2 separate regions of the Homo sapiens genome follow, and region 1 is linked to region 2. A link is a contact called in ENCODE Hi-C or POLR2A ChIA-PET data. All regions are on one chromosome and are shown on one strand. Each heading gives the region's core, a stretch centred on a gene start or an enhancer-like site at or near the end of the contact. The rest is flanking DNA. Distances are from core to core; before and after follow the strand shown.

Region 1 (4,169 bases), core at 71-2,570, 66 kb after region 2:
CAGGCCAAGAACCTTTCTTTCCATTCGACAGATAAGACAACCGAGGCTCCGTGAGGTGCACTCCTACAGCAGAGGGCCTGCCAGGGGCTCCAGGAGTGAGCTAAGCCTGTCAACTAATCACAGCACCTTGCAGCCACCTCCCATCTGTCTCCCATTCGCCTTTAGACACAGCCTCCTTGGCTGATGAACACTCAGGGACAAGGACCGCAGTGACCTGTAGTAATGGAGACAAAGGGCTGAATGGCCACTGAGACCTCGGTGGTGATAACTGCATGAGGTCCAAATTCTTTGCCTGAGAAGGAGCCAAGAGGGCTGCTAAGGGCACTGGAACAGACTTGGAGTTAGGCCTCGTTCCCCAGCAATGGAGACCTAGGCTTCCCTGCTCTGGCCATTCACAAATATTTGTCAGCGGTCGTTGGCTGGGCCAGCCAAAACCAGCTCCTCTCTCTTCTGTATTTGCTGGCGCTGGGTTTCGTCGATACCTTCATTCAGGGGCCAGCTGGCTGCTCCCCACGAAACCTGCGGGTTTGGGGTTTGGCTGGGCCAGGGATGAGCCGCTTTTGCTCCCAGCAACCCGGCAAGGAGGCTGCACTTGGTCTCAGACACATGGACATGTGGGTCCTGGGTTGGGAAACATACTGGACACCCAGTTTTGCAGCCCTGCAAGTAAGAAGGGCAAAAACCCAACTCTCTGCCTCTTTATTTCTGGGGAAGTCTTCTTCGGGTGAGGAAGAACAGCACAGGAGATAAGATTAATATTCCATTTGTGCTACTGGCAACACCTGCTGTTAGGAAAATAATGCTTTTTTTTTTTGGAGAATGGAAATTGTCGGTTTATGCTTTTTCCATCGTTCATTTAGTTTATTCTTTATTCTTTGGGTTCTGAAATCAGATGTCTTGTTTTACTCTAAGACTGCTCTCTTTTATACAAAAAGACAAAAATGTTCTCGGAACACCACAGCTGCATTTTGGGAGGTGGGTGTAGGGAGAATAACTTCAAATTTTGTTTAAAAAAATGGTTTTAACAGCAGTCCAAATGGAGACAAATGTCCCTCTGTTCGTTTTTTATTTCATAATCGTTCCCAACTAGATATTCTGAGTGCCACTGACTTATTATGGTTCTCTCCATGTCGGACATTTTACCACATAATTTGTAGGTCTGCTTAAAAATTTCTGAAAGCAAAATTCCTAGGGCAAGTGGTTTTAAAACTATGCATGGGCTCATATTTCTTGCCTTCAGGAAAAGTGATGACTGCTTATTACCAGCGTAGGCACCTCCACTCCTGCCCACCTACACATGCCCTGAGTGAGCTCTGCCTGCCCTGGCCCAGTCACCTGGGACAACGCAAGGGTTGCGGTGAGGCTCGGAGGCACAGGCACCAACAATTTCTCTGCAGCTCAGGGGCTGCTTAGTCGAGCGATGGCATATAGGACCCAGGAACAAAAGTCGCCACACACACCCACCCCAGTTTGCAGAATGATGGGGAAGCTTAAAAAGGAAAAGTATAAGGGAGGGGAGGTTTTCTTCCCTCATGAGGGAGTCAACCAAGGGACATCATGGTATTGGCTGATGAACACTCAGAGACAAGGATCACAGTGACCTATACTAACGGAGCACCCATGGTGCGCGCAGGGCTGATTCGGATGATGGGTGTCCCCCGCAGGACACTCCTTGCCAGGTCTGTCTGGGGTATGGCAGCCTGCACAGAGCCTGGCACTGTGCCACTCACAGTTGCATGGGCTGGGTGATCTCACCTCTCTGTGTCTCTGTTTCCAGATGTGCCAGTCCCCACCTGAGGGGCAGTTGTAAGGATTACATGAGTCACAGCATGACGGATGAGAAAACCAAGGTCCAGAGAGGTTGCTTTGTCCTTCTAGGGTCGCCCCGCTAGTTAGTGGCAAAGCCCTCACTGGAACTCAGATTTGTGTTTTTGCTGTAACACGCCATATGACTGGATTTAACAATTACTTATTGGAGATCTCAGTGCTCTTTGGAGAACTGGGGGCATCGCTACAAAGCTTAGGCAACACACGGGCCCTGTAATTGCCAGAGCCATCATTATCATGATGGCGGCAACAGCAGCACTGGGCCAGCTACTTCCTGAGCACTCCCTCCTAACAACGCTGAGAGGAGAGGGCCAGCATGCATCAGAAACACTCCTGCCACCGTGGGCGGCCAGCCAAGCTGCAGACTCCCCCACTCCAATAGATTTTGTGGCTCTCTTTGCTCAGAGTTGGGTAGAAAACAATTCAAGATTGAGGTCTTTGCCAGCCTAGGCAAAAGTTCATGTAAGAAGTGTGGTAGCTCACTGCATGGACTAAAAGCTTTAGAAATCAGATGTTTACCTCGCCAAACGATGCTCTGGAATAGATGAAAGGTCTGATTGGTACCTCTGCACCCTACAGGCAAAGACTTTTCTCACTAACTGTAGAATGAATGAATGAATGAATGAATGAATGAATGAATGAATAATAAATGATGCAGAGAAAGGCTGGTTCATTATTGTTTCATTAATTAAACACATGCTGAGACTCTGTTCTGCCCAGAGGTTAATCAGAGATGTCAGTGGGTTTGCCTGAGGCCACATAGCTCCTGCAGCCCTCTGAGAGAAGTTGGGGTGGAGGCAGGGTGTTTGTGTGACAAAGCTGTTCAGCTGTCCCTACAGAGTCCTTCAGCACTCCCCTAATCCTATCCAGGTCTTAAGGTCCAGACCTGAGCAGGAGCCTTCCCCAGCTCCCAGGGTCCTGCCCGAGCCCTCCAGACTCCTGATATGATTACAGTCTGGAATGCCCTACATCACACCCACGTCTCTGCCACCAGAGTGTCTTGTGTGTGCCTCTGAACTGCTCCCAAAGCATCCACTTCCTTCAGATGAGGCAGAACCTTCTCTCTATCTTCCTTGTGGTCTGGGGAGGGGAGGTAGCGATGACTCCAGCGCACAGGGCTGCTGCCTTCATGAAGCTGAGGGTCCATTTGGAGAGACAGATGTGAATCTATTAGTTACAGAAACAGGTCTCTAGCTTTATCCCAGGACAAGAATCACGAAGGAAAGGAAGCAGAGAGCAGCACAGGCCTATGTTCTACTCTGGCCTGGAGGCAGGACTGGCCACATAATGAGCGGAACCCAGTGCAAGATGAAAATGTGGGCCCCTGGTTCAAAAGCTATTGAGAAAGTCAAGACAGCCATATTGGAGCATAAACCAAACGCAGGCCCTGGACTCGGGCAGTTCACACACTCTGAGGGTGGTCCTGAGGCCACAGGACTCAAACTCACATCACAGGGATGCAGAAGAATGGTTCATAGCTAGCATGTAGGAAGCAGTTACAGTAAGCCAGGCATGGCTTTCGTTCAACCCCAAGAGAGGAACTATTGTTCACTCCATTTTCCAGAGAGGTCTTCAAGGCACAGAAAGGGTAAGAAACTTGCCCAAGGACACACAACTTGCACCAAGCAGAGCCTGGGTTTGAACTTATATAGTTTGGCCCCGAATGTGTGCCCTCAGCCACCACACTGAGTGTTCTGAGAGTGTAGGGCAGCTTGCACACCATTGCTGAGCCACTAAACCCAAATTCAGAGGACCACAGGCCTCAGCCAAAGTCAGCAAGGAGGGAGCTGTGGGCTGTCCTATGGCAGCGTGTGGTGCAGAAGCAAAGGCGGAGGGCTGAGCCAGGGCCCGCTGGGAATGGGGAGGCCGGGGCTGGTGAGGGGAGAGCCTGGGAGGGCTCTGGATGGGAGGGTTGGAGATCCGGCCAGCCAGCCTTGGCTCCACTGCGTCTCGGGAAAACCACAGAAGCCACTGCAGCCCTTGGTTTCCATCTGTGCTGGGAACAGCCCTTTCCCACCACAGTCTGCTGGTTCCTGTGGCTGGGGCCTGTGGGGCAGGGCTCGGGGATTGTTTTTCGGGTGGCCCCTCTGGCTTCATTGCTGCCTCGTGGGGAAGGGAGGAAAGCGTGCAGACTCCTGCCACCTTCCTCCATCTTGCGGCAGCACAGAAGGCCAAGGGAAAAAGGCTTTCTTGGGGATACTCTATGGGGTTCTGAGCTTCACTCAACTGCGGACCCATTTCTGAGGCCTCCCCTCAACCCCACTGGAAATCCAGGGCTCTTGGCCCACATTGCCCAGAACCAGTTTGCTGTGCAGCTTTGGCCAACCACTCAACTCCCCGTG
Region 2 (4,158 bases), core at 460-2,959:
GAAGACAGAGAGGCAGAGATGACTCCAAAGTTTCAAGCTTGAGTAACTTAAAGAATGGTTAATTTGATGAGGTCAGGGTGTGAAAGGATGTCCCCAGGGACTCCCAGAGAGCTGGGTGTCCTCCAGGCTGAGGCGCCTGGGGACTAAGCACATGCTTGAGCTAAAGGAGCGTGGGGACCGAGTAAGCTTGGACCTCAGAATGAAGGGGGCCTCTGTGAGCACAAGGACCCCCAGACGGGCTGGATGGTGAGGACTTTGCATCTATCCCTTGGGTTTGTCCTCACCCTCAGCAAGACCCTTCACTCAGAGATGGCCTGTGGGTTTGGGTTTTACTCAGAAGCAGCAAGGAAAGCACTGCAGGGGAGCCCCGGGGGTACAGACGCAGGGGATGGAGTGAGTGACTTGACAGCGGAAAGGCCGTGGCGTGGGTTCTGGGGCTGCTACCTGGCTGCAGGGAGGCAGGCAGCATGGGTGGGGGCCTGCATGAGAGCTGCACTGAGCAGGGGGTCTTGGGGTGCAGTTCTGACCACATCCTTTTGGAGGGTCCTGAGGTATGACCTGGGACAGGTGTAGTGGGCAGCTGGAAATGTGGGCCTGCGGGTGGTTCTGGGAGTTGGGGGGATCTCAGGGCAAAGTGGGTGCTGTGGATTTGGGGTCAGACATCTACATGGCCCCAGGGGGAAAGCCTAAGCTTTTCCAGCATGGAGGGGGCTGCAGCTGTGCCTTTGGCTCTGGAAACTTCCATAAGCCGGCTCAACCTGCTTTAGGGATGTAGGTCAAGCCTGGTTATGAGGCAGCAAATGGCTTGAAGAATTCAGGGGTCCCTACGGAGCTGCGAAAGGCAACAGGCTGTTCACAAGGATTGTTGAGATCCGTAGGGCACCCCTTTAAGTCCCCATCTTTTCTTTTGGCCCAGTTTTAGGGAAGCCAAGATTTCTCCTGGAAAGAGCCCTACCTGGAGTTCAGGAGCTCCAGACCAGCTCTGGCATGGACCAGCTGTTTGTCCCTGGGCAGGACACTCAGCCCAAGTAGCCCTTTAAGATTAGGCATGTGCTCAGCCCCTAGGCCCCATCAGCCTAGATGACAACTAGCTCTCTGCCAGACGCCGTGCCCCGGGCACTTCCTTCCATCCTCCGGCCTCGTTGTCCCTAGTGCACTTAGCTGTCTCTCCATGCCTTGCCACCCTCCCTGCACCTTGCAGAGAAAGCAGCATGAGCACCATTTACAGATGAGGAAGCCAAAGCTCAAAGCAGGTAAATGCTTCCCAACGTGGTGCAGTTGATGAACAACAGAGCCAGGATGTGAACCCTGCTGCAGCCCGGCCCTAGTTAGCTTGGTACATGGGGCTCTGCCCTCTTCTTTTACAAATTGGAGAAGACCATAGGTGATTTATTTATTCTTCAAGTTTACCATGAGCATTGGATGGGTCTGTGTTTGTCAAACTGGCCCGAAAATTTGAATGCATCCAACAAGTGTGCGTTAGGCGTGGCTCTTTGTTCTTGTCTGCACACATCTCCTGGCACCTCCGGATCTCACACTGGAATATTTGCACTACCTCAGGCGGTGTTAAAAGTGTCCCAGCAGCCAGGGCCGGCGCTCGGCTACAGCCTTGCCTCCCTCTCGGAGGAGCAGGTGACGACAACACCAGGAGGTGTCCAGATCACGCAGAGGGAACGTGTTGGGGCAATTCAGGTCACTGCCCTAGAACAGTGCTGCTCCCTGTCTCGAGGTGGGTTGTCCAGGGCACAGGGCAATGCAGGCAAGGATGGGAGGACCCAAGAGGCCACGCAGGCCCGCTCCTAGCCTCCATGTCATTCCAAAGGGTGCAAAAAGCAGAGCTGCCAGCCCTCCTGGAGCTGCATTCTGAGCTCAAGGCACTTTGAGAGTGAAACAAAGTCAGGAGAGGCCATTGTCTGAATCTGCGAAACAAATCTGATTTCAAGTGCATTTGTTAAGAAATGTGGTTTGGGTACATGGAGTGGCAGAGGCTCATGGGTTTACAAAACACCCGAGAGAGAACTGTGTGCTCTGTGCTTGTCTGGAATGAGCATGCTATTGTTCTATAAACGGATGCTTCAAAAACACTCATAAATACACTCCCTCCCTTCTCTTAAATTGCTCTATTATTGTCTTTCTTTCAAAACCATAAAGATGCCCCTTGACCCCACAGCTCTCCTTCCCTGCTGCCATTCACAGAAAAACTTCTCGAAAGACGTGTCCACACTCCTGTCCTCACCTCCGCTGACACCCAGGGCCCGTGACCTGCTTGTTGCCAAACCCAGGACACTTTTCTGTCCTGGTCCTTTGATTCTCAGGAGGCTGTTCCTCCTTGTGTCCTGGTAGCCCCTGCAGAGGCCTGCCGGTGGTGGGAGGGTACAACATGGGGGAGGCGTCCAGGTCCCAGTGAAGGGCTGCTGTGAGGGTTCTTACACGCCCCCTTCCTCTCCCTCTCCATCTATACTCTCTTCCTGCGTGGTTCCATTTGGTCCCCAGCTTTGAGCACCAGGTGCATATCGATACTTCCCAGAACCCTCTATCCCCTACCTCCATGCGTGACCTCTTCAGGATCTCTAGACCCTTCCACCCGGCCAACCTCCGGGCAGTTCCCTAGGGACAGCTAACAGGCGACTCAAACATAACTGACTCTTGCTTTTCATCCCCATTCTATTTCTCATCCAGTATCCTCCATCTCAGAAAATGGGGCCACCAGGCTGGTAAACGGGGAGCCCATGTCCCCTCCTCCCTTCCCTCCAACTCACATTACCGAGTCCTGCTGGCTCTAACTCAGAAATTCAACTAGAGCCTAAACGTGCTCTTCGCCCTCACTCCGAGGCTGTCTTCCAAGCCACCAACCTCTTGCTGCGCAGCCTAAGCAGCCCCACTCGGCTTCCAGCTTCCACTTTGCCCCCTTTCAATTCTCTCCCCTGACAGCAGCCAGAGGGGTGTAGAAAGTGAGTTATAATATCTGGCAGTGCAACCACCTGCTAAATTCCTGCTTCTCAAAAGTTCCTTGGTCATTCTTGTTTCTTTCTTTTTCAGATGAAATTTAGAAGAAAATATGTTTTCATAGAATAAATAATCCAGTGGCAAACCAGTCCAATCCAATTCCAAGATCGCTCATTGAGACAACACTTACCATAGGCCTCCCCTCTGCAGCCAGTGCTCCCGATTGGGAATGACTGGAGCCTCAGTTCACAACACCCCACGGGGGAAGGGGGTGCTGGTTCCCTTTATATAAACCCAACGAAGAAAGACCTGGCTTTGGGGAGCAGAAGTGACTGCTGTTGCACATCTCTTTGCTGAAGGATGGGCCCCCTTTTTTTTTTTTTGGAGACCGAGTCTCGCTCTGTCGCCCAGGCTGGAGTGCAGTGTGCGATCTCGGCTCACTGCAGTCTCCACCTCCCAGGTTCAAGCAATTCTCCTGCCTCAGCCTCCCGAGTAGCTGGGATTACAGGCACCCACCACCACGCCTGGTTAATTTTTGCATTTTTAGTAGAGATGGGGTTTCATCGTGTTTGCCAGGATGGTCTCGATCTCCTTACCTCAGGTGATCCACCTGCCTTGGCCTCCCAAAGTGCTGGGATTACAGGTGTGAGCCACCGTGCCTGGCCCGGATGGGTCCCTTTCTAAGTGAGCCTACCCTCACAGCTTTGTCCCAGTTATCTGAGACGCATTCCAGACCTGGTGCTGTCTGGCTGTGCAGGGGGCACAGGCGGCAGGTCTCTTACCTCCCTGAGGCAGGTGTAGATGGGGCACACGAGCACACGGAAGGGCTCGCCTGTGCTGCTGCGCATGGTGCCGAAGACCTCGCACAGGAAGGTGATGAAGCCCAGCCAGCGCTCCACGTCCTGCTGCTGCAGCTCCTCGCGCACCGTGAAGTCCTTCTGTGGAGGCATGAGAGACCGCGTCAGCCTCCCGGGGCTGGGGAGGGGCCTGGGTGCCACCCTGCTGTGCAGAGCATCTGTTGTCTTGGGGCTGCTCCTGGGCAGCAGGCAAACCCCATGTTTTAAATGAGGATGGGGGTGCGTGATTGCACTCTCTGTGGCTGGGACCACCCTGACCTGGGGCCATAACACCTCTTCTTCAGGTGTCCCCAGGTTGGGGACACAGCTTCCTTGCCTCTAGGCATTGCCCAGACCTGCTGGTCATCCTCCTTCA

Evidence for each region. A loop is a pair of places that touch in the nucleus more often than their neighbours do. ChIA-PET counts read pairs that join two places held with the same protein, here RNA polymerase II (POLR2A). Pooled maps may share reads with other maps.
Region 1: a map with no recorded cell type shows a loop between it and region 2 (7-fold over the local background). The contact joins two enhancer-like sites. A Hi-C loop is called at or near these places in 2 of 37 single-sample maps with no recorded cell type and 2 of 50 pooled maps. POLR2A ChIA-PET finds 5 or more read pairs at or near these places in 1 of 52 experiments (IMR-90).

What each region holds. Positions count from the first base shown.
Region 1 is chr18:48,750,247-48,754,415 of GRCh38, reverse strand. The region is part of intron 7 of CTIF (cap binding complex dependent translation initiation factor); the gene reads right to left. Among named protein-coding and RNA genes, the nearest start is that of MIR4743, 82 kb to the right of the region's middle. Within about 2 kb of position 1,320, at least 4 of the 41 ENCODE cell types and tissues checked have a DNase peak (open chromatin) inside an H3K27ac peak, as active enhancers do.
Region 2 is chr18:48,816,947-48,821,104 of GRCh38, reverse strand. It overlaps CTIF (cap binding complex dependent translation initiation factor), which reads right to left. Exons shown (of 12, transcript NM_014772.3): 10 at 3,729-3,884. It overlaps CTIF-AS1 (CTIF antisense RNA 1), which reads left to right. Exons shown (of 3, transcript XR_935449.3): 3 at 1-3,105. Among named protein-coding and RNA genes, the nearest start is that of CTIF-AS1, 23 kb to the left of the region's middle. RefSeq lists an enhancer at 1-189. Within about 2 kb of position 1,709, at least 4 of the 41 ENCODE cell types and tissues checked have a DNase peak (open chromatin) inside an H3K27ac peak, as active enhancers do.